Linked DNA regions of Homo sapiens: region 1 is linked to region 2. Evidence: read pairs that join two places in POLR2A ChIA-PET (ENCODE). Cell type or tissue: CD4-positive, alpha-beta T cell. All regions are shown on one strand. Links, peaks and the distances in the headings refer to the core of each region. The heading gives the core; the rest is flanking DNA.

What was found. ChIA-PET counts read pairs that join two places held together with the same protein. Peaks named below come from ENCODE experiments on the same cell type or tissue, not always from the same donor. Only the 100,000 strongest peaks of a DNase experiment are listed, where the experiment ranks them.
Region 1: POLR2A ChIA-PET joins it to region 2 with 5 read pairs; 2 of 35 experiments call an interaction of 5 or more read pairs at or near these places.

The regions. Positions count from the first base shown.
Region 1 is chr9:131,225,127-131,230,498 of GRCh38, forward strand. It overlaps NUP214 (nucleoporin 214), which reads left to right. Exons shown (of 36, transcript NM_005085.4): 33 at 3,034-3,205. Among named protein-coding and RNA genes, the nearest start is that of FAM78A, 49 kb to the right of the region's middle. RefSeq lists enhancers at 1,682-2,681, 2,682-3,680. In CD4-positive, alpha-beta T cell, for the core only: no CTCF peak of the experiment used is centred there; a DNase peak (open chromatin) is centred at 2,475; H3K4me3 peaks cover 900 bases.
Region 2 is chr9:131,313,837-131,319,208 of GRCh38, forward strand. No RefSeq gene overlaps it. Among named protein-coding and RNA genes, the nearest start is that of PLPP7, 27 kb to the left of the region's middle. In CD4-positive, alpha-beta T cell, for the core only: no CTCF peak of the experiment used is centred there; no DNase peak of the experiment used is centred there.

The DNA.
Region 1 (5,372 bases), core at 298-5,297, 89 kb before region 2:
CAGACACTGGGTACAGTGGCTCACGCCTGTAATCCCAGCACTTTGGGAGGCCAAGGAAGACAGATCACTTGAGTCCAGGAGTTTGAAACCAGCCTGGATAACATGGCAAAAACCCGTCTCTACAAAAAAAAATAATGCAAAAATAAGCCAGGCACGTTGGTGCACACCTGTAGTCCCAGCTCCTCGGGAGACTGAGGTGGGAGGATCAATTGAGCCTGGGAGGCAGAGATTGCAGTGAGCCAAGATTATGCCACTGCACTTCATCCTGGGCAACAAAGCAAGACTCTGTCTCAAAAAAAAGAAAGAAAATCTGACCCTTTTATTTGTCTAGTCTTAGAGAAAATGTATGCCCCAACTTTTCATAGTAAGTACTTATTTGCCCCATGAAACTAATACTTAGATTGAGGCCTCGAATAGAGAACAACTATCTTTCAGATACATAAGATGAGTGAACTAGTAACCATAAACATCAAAGTGAGGGCAGGGGAAAGGCCACTCCCCCTCATGTTTCAGGACTTCATCTCTCTGCTGCAGAACTCGTATTGGTTCTGGGAGAGCTTTTTCTATTGAAAGAGGGGACTGGAAGTCCCGAGCAGAAGGAAGGGCTGCTGTGAATAGAGGAACTGCCTTCCTGTCCAGGCATCAGGGCACTTTTTGCTTTAAGAGAGATTTTAAGTTGATGATTTGGATGGGTCTTTGAAAAATTCCAAAAGTATCTATCCTCCCTTCAGTAAAATTGCATTATAAAATTATCCTGCTGGAGGTCATCCGGGGAGAGGACAGGAGGAAGGTGGGATGGACTGAAGATGGCCTTGCTGCCCACCATGGTCAGTGGTCTACACCCTGCTGTCTCGCTAAAGTGTTAGATTTGGAGGGAGGCAGGCAGGGGATGAATGATGGGGAAGATGAGAGGTGGGCGTTTGAGTCGCACAGACCTTGTTCCAGTCCCAGCTCTAGCACCCATCAGCTGGCTGAAGTTGGGACAAGTGGCATATTCTCTAAGTCTCAGTTTCCTCCCCTGTGATGTAAGGATCCCAGGCTTATTGGGAAGATTTAAGAAAACTGCTGTGAAGCACCTGGCATATAGTGGGCCCTCAATAAATCAGAAAGTTTATCATCATTGATTATTAGAAAATTTGTTTCTTCTGGAGAAGAAATTTATGAAAATACGGCAACTGATAAAATCAAACCCCTCCTGCCATCAGGAGAGAGTTGCCTCTTTAAGCCAGAGTGACTGTTTTCTTCCTGTTTAATTTGGCTGTGACCCAGGTGTGTTGTTTGGGGGCTTTTTCTCTCTGTGTATATTTAACCGCCACCCCTCCCCTGTCCAGTTTATTTTCTGTATCATCATGACTTCCCATTTTTCACTCACCTTCCACCAAGAAGTCTAAGCAATATTGATACAAGGTACTAGATAGCGCCCTGCATGTCTAGGAAGAAAGTGTAACTAGATCTGTGATCAGTCTTAAATAATTCAACTGTAAGGGTTTTTTAGCACTTTTTTTTTTCCAGTCTGTTATATTTATAACCCAACAGTCTCCATTATCATGGCTTGGAATTTCACTCAGTGTTTTAACATGCGGAATGTTAACCCAAACACGAGCCTTAGCAAAAAAGTATCTTCTCAGTTGTGCAGCCTACCACTGTTAATGGCAAATAGGCACATGAGTGAATCACAAAATAACAGTTAACTGAGGGATTCAGCTGACAACTTTTCATACCCAGGATTTGATCTTTCCTGATTCAGATGGCAGAAGCTTGTGTTGTGATTACATAAACAATAAGAAGTCTGGATTTCATCCCTCTAACAACAGATTGACTTTCTGAAAGGGGAGAAAAGGCTTGTCGCTAGGCCACCATTACTCCCGCTAGCACGCAGTTCATAGGCCAACACTCACCTTAAGAAGTACTCCCTTTAGAGGGTGCTCCCAGTTAGAGCACATTTCTTATGCCATTCTATTCCATTCATTCAAGAAGACACTCACTGAGTGTCTATTCTAATACTTTAGAATGATTTCAGCAGTATCTTGGAAGTTTGGGAACCCGCATCAGGAATAGCTCAGGAGAGGATGTTTTGTCTTCCTGCCTGACAGGCATCACCAGCAATCAGAGTAGGGTGCCCTGTGCGTGACCTGACCCTTGTCTGTGTGGCCACCTGTGTGGTGCTGCCCTCTGGCAGCCTGAGCCCACTGGGCAGCAGTGTTGGCAACGTTGCAGAAGGCATCTGAACTCTAGGGCTGTCCTCACTGTTGACTTATTATTTTATTAGATTTATGCAGCAGCCTGCCTCCAAAGAAGAAATTTGGTGTGTTTTTTCATTGGGAAGTAATTCCAGACTGCAGGAAAAAAGCATTTAAAAAAAAAAAAACAAACCTCCACTGAGCGAGAGAAAGGGAGACTCTGATGAGAGACGTAGGAGCCATCAGGCTGTAAATAAATAAAAAGCACCTGGCTGGGCGCCAGCATACACGTCTCTGTCTCTGCTATGACCCAATTCAGGGATTCTCCCTGAGAGGAGGTTTTGAGCCTCTGATTTTATAATTTGGGTTTCTATGAAGCTGGATGTCTTGCCTGTGTACTGATAAGTAATATAGTCTGTCATCTTTTGTCAGCTAGGTAGGGATTGGAGTTTTTGAGAATGGTTTTTCACTCCAAACAGCTCAGAGGACCTGGGAGGGGTGGAAGGTGCACCGAGTGGGCTCTTGGAGGTCTGCTCACACGGCTTCACAGTGACTTCACAGGGTCTGCAGGAGCTCTCCTGAGTGGACCCCAGAGCCCTCTGCTAGGAATGGAGGGGAGTGGTTTGGTTTGAGGGCTTTTGTTTTGTTGTTTTCATTACTATTTTCTTGATAGAAGGGCGGGGGGGAGGGGGGGTGTTGCCCTTTACTCTAGTTCTTGCATTTGAATTGCTAACATCCTCTTTTCCCTTTTTTCTTCCTATTTTGATTTGGTTTCTCATTGCTCAATGTCTTCTCTTCCTGTCTCCTCCTTTCTTTCTCCCTATTTCTGTTTGTTTGCCTCTGTTTTGCTCAGGTGGCTTCGGTGCTGCTCCAGTGTTTGGCAGCCCTCCTACTTTTGGGGGATCCCCTGGGTTTGGAGGGGTGCCAGCATTCGGTTCAGCCCCAGCCTTTACAAGCCCTCTGGGCTCGACGGGAGGCAAAGTGTTCGGAGAGGGCACTGCAGCTGCCAGCGCAGGAGGATTCGGGTAAGCCCCCTGGGGAGGGCCCTTGGGAACCCACACGCCAGCCAAAAAGCACTAGGGGCCTGTACTCTTGCTCTGAAAAGAAATTTGACCATGAGGTGAAGGCCCCTCCCTTGAAATTTGTGAACAACTCCCTCAAGGATTCCTGTACCTCTCCAGGGTAAGACTCATTTCGTTCAAGCCAGGCTTTGTTGAATTCATGGTGGACCTCAGCTGTGTTGCTGTTCCCTGGTATGAGAAATGCTGGTCATCAGAGCCCCTGTTCTCCTGCTGGGGCTAAAGGAAGGCACCAGCCCTGCCTTAACTACTGCTTTGTAGCCAAGAGGTGCCCCGGTGTGGAGCTTCTGTTAGGAAGTCCTCAATGAATGGTTTTCACCAGATTCTTTCCTCTTGGGATTATTCTGTGTTAGACCCGTTGTCCTTGAACAAACAACTCCCTGTGTCCCCTGCTCCCCTGCAGCCCCCCAGAGTGAGTATTCAGTTGCACAGGTCCTCCCGTGGGAAGATCCTGGATGATCAGGGATTTCGAAGCTGCTCTCATTGCCTCGTGTGCGTCTGCACTGGAAAAGGCCATTTTTAGGGAGTCGCTTTTAAGGGCAGAATTTCAGTGTGGTTGCCAAAACCCCAAGGGAAAAAAACCTTCACCACACCACAACATCCCAATTTAAAAAATGTACACGGGATGACTACCAAGTCTCTTGTTCAAAGGAGGTGTCGATGCCTGAAAGGAGTTCTAAAACGCCTCTTGCCGCAGTACTGGGCTCAGCATGAGCTGAAGGTTTGGGGGAGGGGAGATGATTTTGTCTAGGGGAATTGTTGAGATACTTGGATCTGAGTCTTGGCAAGATGACAGCATCTTTATCTTGAAAATAAACTATAGTATGTTCTTACTCACACCCTTCCCCTCCGTGCAAGATGCTGGAGCGCAGCAGCAGGAGTGAGAGGGTTGGCGTGCTGCTTCTCCTGTTTCACGGGAGACTGATGCCTTAGGTTTGCCCTCAGGAAACCCCAAGAATTAAAGTTAAGGAAAGCTTTGAAAGGACAGTTAGAGACCCACTTAGGCTGGTATTCTCAGAGGTCTTAATGGATGCTGTTCTCTGCAGTGATGAACCAGCACACAGTACCACAGAGTTGGTAGAAGGTTTGGGTTGGCTGGGTATCTTGTGAATTGATTTATTTATTTGAAACCAGCTGTTTTCTTTACTAGTAGAAAAGTATATTCTGCCTTGGGGCGGCTCTCACACAAATCCCGATTGGCTGGTTAGTCAGTCCTAAAAAAGGTTAATGCCAGGTCAGTTATTAAATCTCCATAAGAGCCCATTACCTTCTTCCAGGTCCCTGGCCATGAGCCTGTCTCCGACCCTGAAGGGCAGGCTGTTGCTGATGAGGCCCAAGGCAGGAGGAGGAAGGGAGCAGGCCGCTCCTGGGAGAAAGTCCAATGAGAGCAGATCCCTTGGCCACCTTTGTATGGAAAGAGCCTTGACCTCACCATTAAAAGTGAATAGAATGGTGGGAAGGCAGAGTTTTAGATACTTTTTCTTGCTTTGGGGTTGATTCTTGCCCCCAGGTGCTGCCCCTTCTCCCAGAAACCACTGATCCGTTTCCCTCACCTAGTCACCTCCAGACCCCAGAAGCTCTCCCCAACCCAGCCGAGTTCCTCTGCAAACAATTCAAGGGGCTCTGATAGGTCACACAGTGCCACCTTGTGTGCTGGACCATATCTGGAGGGAGAACTGAGTGAGGGGGCACAGGGGATTGTCTCCAGGTGGGGCGAGCAGGGGAAGGAAAATAGTGGCCACTTTTACATTGGTTTGGGTAGTAATTATTGATTCAGGAAGCAAATACAAAATCCTGAATGAAATGACTTGGAAAAAGTAAATAGAATCAAGATCCCAAGAGGAGCTGAAGATAAATAAATGGGAGCAGGATGTGGGGGAATGGTCGGTAAGTGAGAAATGCTAAAATGATAGAATAAAGCTTAAGGATTGTTGGAGGTAGAGCAGGAACTGTGTACTGCATAGTTCCCAAATGCCCTGGTGTTCCAATGGGGGATGGAAACTAAAACACTGGCCAGGTTGGATTTCATACTGTAGTCCTGCCATTTTTCTTCCTAGAGCAGAGATAAAAGTTGGCCCTGGGCGATAGCTCATTCTCTCTGAAAGGCTGCTAG
Region 2 (5,372 bases), core at 228-5,227:
ACTTCCCAGGTTCAAGCTATTCTCCTACCTCAGTTTCCCAAGTAGCTGAGACTACAGACGGTGCCACCATGCCCGGCTAATTTTTTTTTCCCTTGAGACAGAGTCTCGTTCTGTTGCCCAGGCTGGAGTGCAGTGGCGAGATCTCGGCTCACTGCAAGCTCTGCCTCCCGGGTTCTCTCCATTCTCCTGCCTCAGCCTCCCGTGTAGCTGGGACTACAGGTGCCCACCACCACACCTGGCTAATTTTTTTGTATTTTTAGTAGAGACGGGGTTTCACCATTTTTTTTTTTTTTTTTTGAGACGGAGTCTCGCTCTGTCGCCCAGGCTGGAGTGCAGTGGCGGGATCTCGGCTCACTGCAAGCTCCGCCTCCCGGGTTCACGCCATTCTCTTGCCTCAGCCTCCCAAGTAGCTGGGACTACAGGCGCCCGCCACTACGCCCGGCTAATTTTTTGTATTTTTAGTAGAGATGGGGTTTCACCGTTTTAGCCGGGATGGTCTCGATCTCCTGACCTCGTGAACCACCCGCCTCGGCCTCCCAAAGTGCTGGGATTACAGGCGTGAGCCACCGCGCCCGGCCGGGGTTTCACCATATTAGCCAGGATGGTCTCGATCTCCTGACCCCGTGATCCGCCCACCTCACACCTGGGATTAGGTGTGAGGGCTACCGCGCCCGGCCTAATTTTTTGTATTTTTAGTAGAAATGGGGTTTCTCCACGTTGGCCAGGCTGGTCTCAAACTCCTGACCTCATGTGATCCGCCCGCCTCCACCTCCCAAAGTGCTGAGATTACAGGCACAAACCACTGTGCCTAACCTCCGCTTTTTTGTTTTTTGGTTTTTTTGAGACAGAGTCTCGCTCTGTCACCCAGGCTAGAGTGCAATGGTACGATCTTGGCTCACTACGACCTCCGCCTCCCAGGTTTAAGGGATTCTCCTGCCATAGCCTCCCGAGTAGCTGGGACTACCTGCGTGTGCCACCACGTCCAGCTAATTTTTGTATCTTTAGTAGAGACCGGGTTTCACCATGTGGGCCAGGCTGGTCTTGAACTCCTGACCTCAAGTAATCTGCCTGTCTTGTCCTCCCAAAGTGCTGGGATTACAGGCATGAGCCCGCTCCAGGCTGGGGGTCTCTTTTCAAGCAGAAAGGCCAGCTCGTGGAGTAGTGGGGAGAAGCAAGGGAGAGCCTTGAGCACACAACCCAGAACACACAGCCCCCTTGAGGTGGCAGGCAGGGTCCCACCTCCAGCTGTGGGCCACAGGGCTTCACTCTCTGCATGTCCAGCCACATCTCTCTCTAAGCCTCAGCTCTGTGCTTTGGGAAGGTCACTGGCTGGAAGCCCAGGGTAGGCTGAGGGGGCCAGGCTGGAGCTGGGCTGGGCTGGGTCGTGTGAGGGAAAGAGCACATAAATGGGAGTCGGGCAGACCTGGGTTCAGATTCCGGCCCTGACAGGTTGCTGACCCTTCTGAGCTTCAGCTTCTCCGTCTGTGAAATGGGGCTGATACTTGGCTTGCACAGTTGTGAGGGCTGGAGACAGGGCAATGGGACCACCCAGCCCGGCGCAGAGGGTTGCTGGAGAATGAGCCTCTTAGGCCACTGCCCCCTGGAAAGGACCCTGAGCGTTCCCTGGGCATTTAGGGACACTCTGGGGCTTGGACAGGTGGGCAGCAGGAGGGACTTGGAGAACCTCCAGGCAGGCAGCTCACCCATGTCATGATGGCACCTGTCCCCTGGCCACGGTTTGCCTGGGTACCTGGGTGTTTGGTGGCAGGGACAGGGTGGAGGTGTGTGGAGGAATCTCCGTTCCTGCCCCTGTGAGCCTGGCTTTTCTGGGAAGCTCTCATAAGAGTGTCCAAGGTATAAGCACCTCTCAGGGGTGGCGAGGGTGTTGCGTTGCCTCCTTCTACAGACGCAAATGCCACCTAATCACACAGCTCCCTCTGCAAACCCGCTCCCATCTCCATAGCAACTACAGGGCTTCGGCGCTCTTGGGCTCCTGGTCACTGTGGTTCAACTCCTAAGAGAGGGAGGGACCCCGGGTTTGTCCCCATCCAGCTCCAGGAAAGAGACGTTGGCTCGAGGAATCCGTCTCAAGGTCAAAGAGGGCGAGGTGAGGGCAGGGCGGGGACAGGCAGGCTGCAAACAGATCCGCTCTCTGCTGCTCTGGTCAGGAGGATTCTGGGAAGAGAGGACGGAGGGACAGAGATGCAGCTCTGGGTGGGAGGGCCACAGAGCTCAGCGTCCACTCATCCTGTGTGCGGCTCCCACCCGCCCCATCCAAAAAGTCTCAGGGAGGCAGCGGCACAAGGGCTGGCTCTGGGCAGTTTCCTCATCTGTAAGATGCGTCGATGCTCTGCGCCAGCGTATGGAGAGGCAGCCGCTGCAGTCTGTGCCCCCCACAGTCTGTACATTGAAATCCCAACCAAAACACGAGGGTATGAAGAGGTGGGCGTTTGGGGTCATTAGGTCATGAGGGTGGGCCCACACGACGGGATTAGTGCCCTTACAAAAAAGGCTCCGGATGCCGGGCGTTGTGGCTCACGCCGGTAATCCCAACGCTTTGGGAGGCTGAGGTAGGCGGATCACTTGAGGTCAGGAATTCAAGACCAGCCTGGCCAACATGGCAAAACCCTGTCACTACTGAAAATACAAAAATCAGCCCTGGGCAGGGTGGGGCATGCCTGTAATCCCAACTACTCAGGAGGCTGAGGGAGGAGAGTTGCTTGAAGCCAGGAGATGGAGGTTGCAGTGAGCCGAGATAGCACCATTGCACTCCAGCCTGGGTGACAAAGCAAGTCTCCATCTAAAAAAAAAAGAGGCTCCAGAGAGACCCCTTCCCCTTCCCCCAGGTGAGGATGCAGTGAGGAGGCCCCATGTATGAACCTGAGAGCGGACCCTCACCAGACGCCAAATCTGTGGGCACCTTGATCCTGGACTTTCCAGCCTCCAGAACTGTGAGAAGTCAATTTCTTCTTCTTCTTCTTCTTTTTTTTTTTGAGACAGAGTCTCGCTCTGTTGCCCAGGCTGGAGTGCAAGGGCGCGATCTCGGCTCACCACAACCTACGCCTTCCAGGTTCAAGCGATTCTCCTGCCTCAGCTTCCCAAGTAGCTGGGATTACAGGCGCCTGCCACCACGCCCGGCTAATTTTTGTATTTTTATTAGAGACAGGGTTTCACCATGCTGGCCAGGCTGGTCTGGAACTCCCAGCCTCAGGCGATCCGCCAGCCTCAGTCTCCCAAAGTGCTGGGATTACAGGCATGAGCCACCACACCCAGCCTAATTTTAAAAAATTTTTTGTAGAGATAAGGTCTAGCTCTGTTGCTCACGCTGGTCTTCAACTCCTGGGCTTAAGCAATTCTCCCGCCTTGGCCTCCCAAAATGCTAAGATTGTAAGTGTGAGCCACCTCGCCTGGCCCAATCCAAATTCTTTTTTTTTTTTTTTTTTTTTTGAGATGGAATCTTGCCCTGTCGCCCAGGCTGGAATGCAGTGGCGCAATCTCAGCTCAATCTCTGTCGCCCAGGCTGGAATGCAGTGGTGCAATCTCTGCCTCCCAGGTTCAAGTGATTCTCCTGTAGCACCTGCCACCATGCCCAGCTAATTTTTTGTATTTTTAGTAGAGACGGGGTTTCACCATGTTAGCCAGACTGGTCTCGAACTCCTGACCTCAAGTGATCCTCCTGCCTTGGCCTCCCAAAGTGCTGAAATTACAGGCATGAGCCACTGCACCCGGCCCCCCAATCCAAATTCTTATGCATGTACACACACACATTCTGAATAGGGAACTTCTCCATACTGTTTGCTAATCTGCTCTTCCACATGCTAAGATGTCATGGACCTCTCTCCCTGTAGTTTCCATCCTCACCTATAGTATTCCCTTGCACTGAGCCCTGATCACCTTCCTAACCAGTATCTGATGGGTGGATGGCCCCCAAACCCACATGGCTGGAAATGCAGGGAGTAAAGCTCTGTGACCCACACCGTGAGGTGGGGCCCTACCTGCCTCCTCGAGGGGGCTGTGTGCCCAGGGCTCTCCCTTGCTTTTCCATTAGCCTTCTCAAAGCTTTTCACGGCGCCCAAATGCAGTGGCTCACACCTATAATCCTAGCACTTTAGGGGGCCAAGGTGGGAGGATCACTTGAGCCCAGGAGTTTGAGAACATAGTGAGACCTCATCTCTACTAAAAACCAAACCCCCAGCCAAACCTGGGGACAGATCCACAGTGCAGAGACTGCCCCGGGGCATGGCCTACATTATGCCACTGGCCTGGCTGCTCTGCTTCTGGGCCCTATAGGAAGAGCACTGTGCGAGGAGTCCACCCTAGAGGAGATGCATTGGCACAGACCCCATCATGGCTTCCTGAGGCCCTGCCCAAAGGAAGCAGCTTCCCAGGCCAAGGCAATTCTCACCAGGACAAAGCTCCCCGAGTCCCCAGCCCTTCCCTGCCTGGGGAAAATCCGGGAGGGTCAGGGAAGGGGATGGCAGGAGCTAGAAAAATCCACCAACTCCCACATCCGCCGCCATCTGGCTCCAGGAAGAAACAGAACATCTGGCACCAGCTTTGGCCCATGGCGTTTATGTAAGCCATATGTGACCCCACGTGGCCCAGGCGGCCCCTCACAGGCTGGTGCCCTGGCCTCGTCCCACCTGACTTTTCCTCACGTGTGAAATAAGCGTGATAATCACGGGGCAGTCAGGGGGCGAGATGATGCTCAGAAAGCCCTGCTGCTCCCCTGAGCCCGAGCGCACAATCACTCACACACGCAGTCTCAGCCGCTGGCCTCCGTCTCCTCATATGTAAAATTATGTACGTGAGATCTCCAAGCATCCCTCCAGCTACAACAGTCCTTCAATAGTCCCTCCGTACATATCCACAGGTATTTCCATATCTAAACTTCATGCATGCATACACGTAGATGCAAACATGAGAACACATGTGTCCATATTTGCACACAGTCACATTTATACATGCACCTAGATATAAAATGCACCTTTCGCCATGGGCCAAAAGCCAGGGCCAGTTGTCCCATTTCTTCCTGGAGACAGATGGCAGTAGGTCTGGGAGTTCCTGGGTTTTTCTAGCTCCTGCCATTCCCTTCCCTGACCCTCCTGGTACACACACATCCATGTGTTCTGGTACACACACATCCATGTGTATATGTACACGCTTAGCTTTACCTACATTCACGCACAAATACTTTTTTTTTGAGACAGGTTCTTGCTCTGTCACCCAGCCTGTAGTGCAGTGGTGCAGATCTTGGCTCACTGCAACCTCCGCCTCCCAGGTTCAAGTGATTCTCATGCCTCAGCCTCCCAAGTAGCTGGGATTACAGGCATGCGCCACCACACCCAGCTAATTTTTGTATTTTTAGTAGA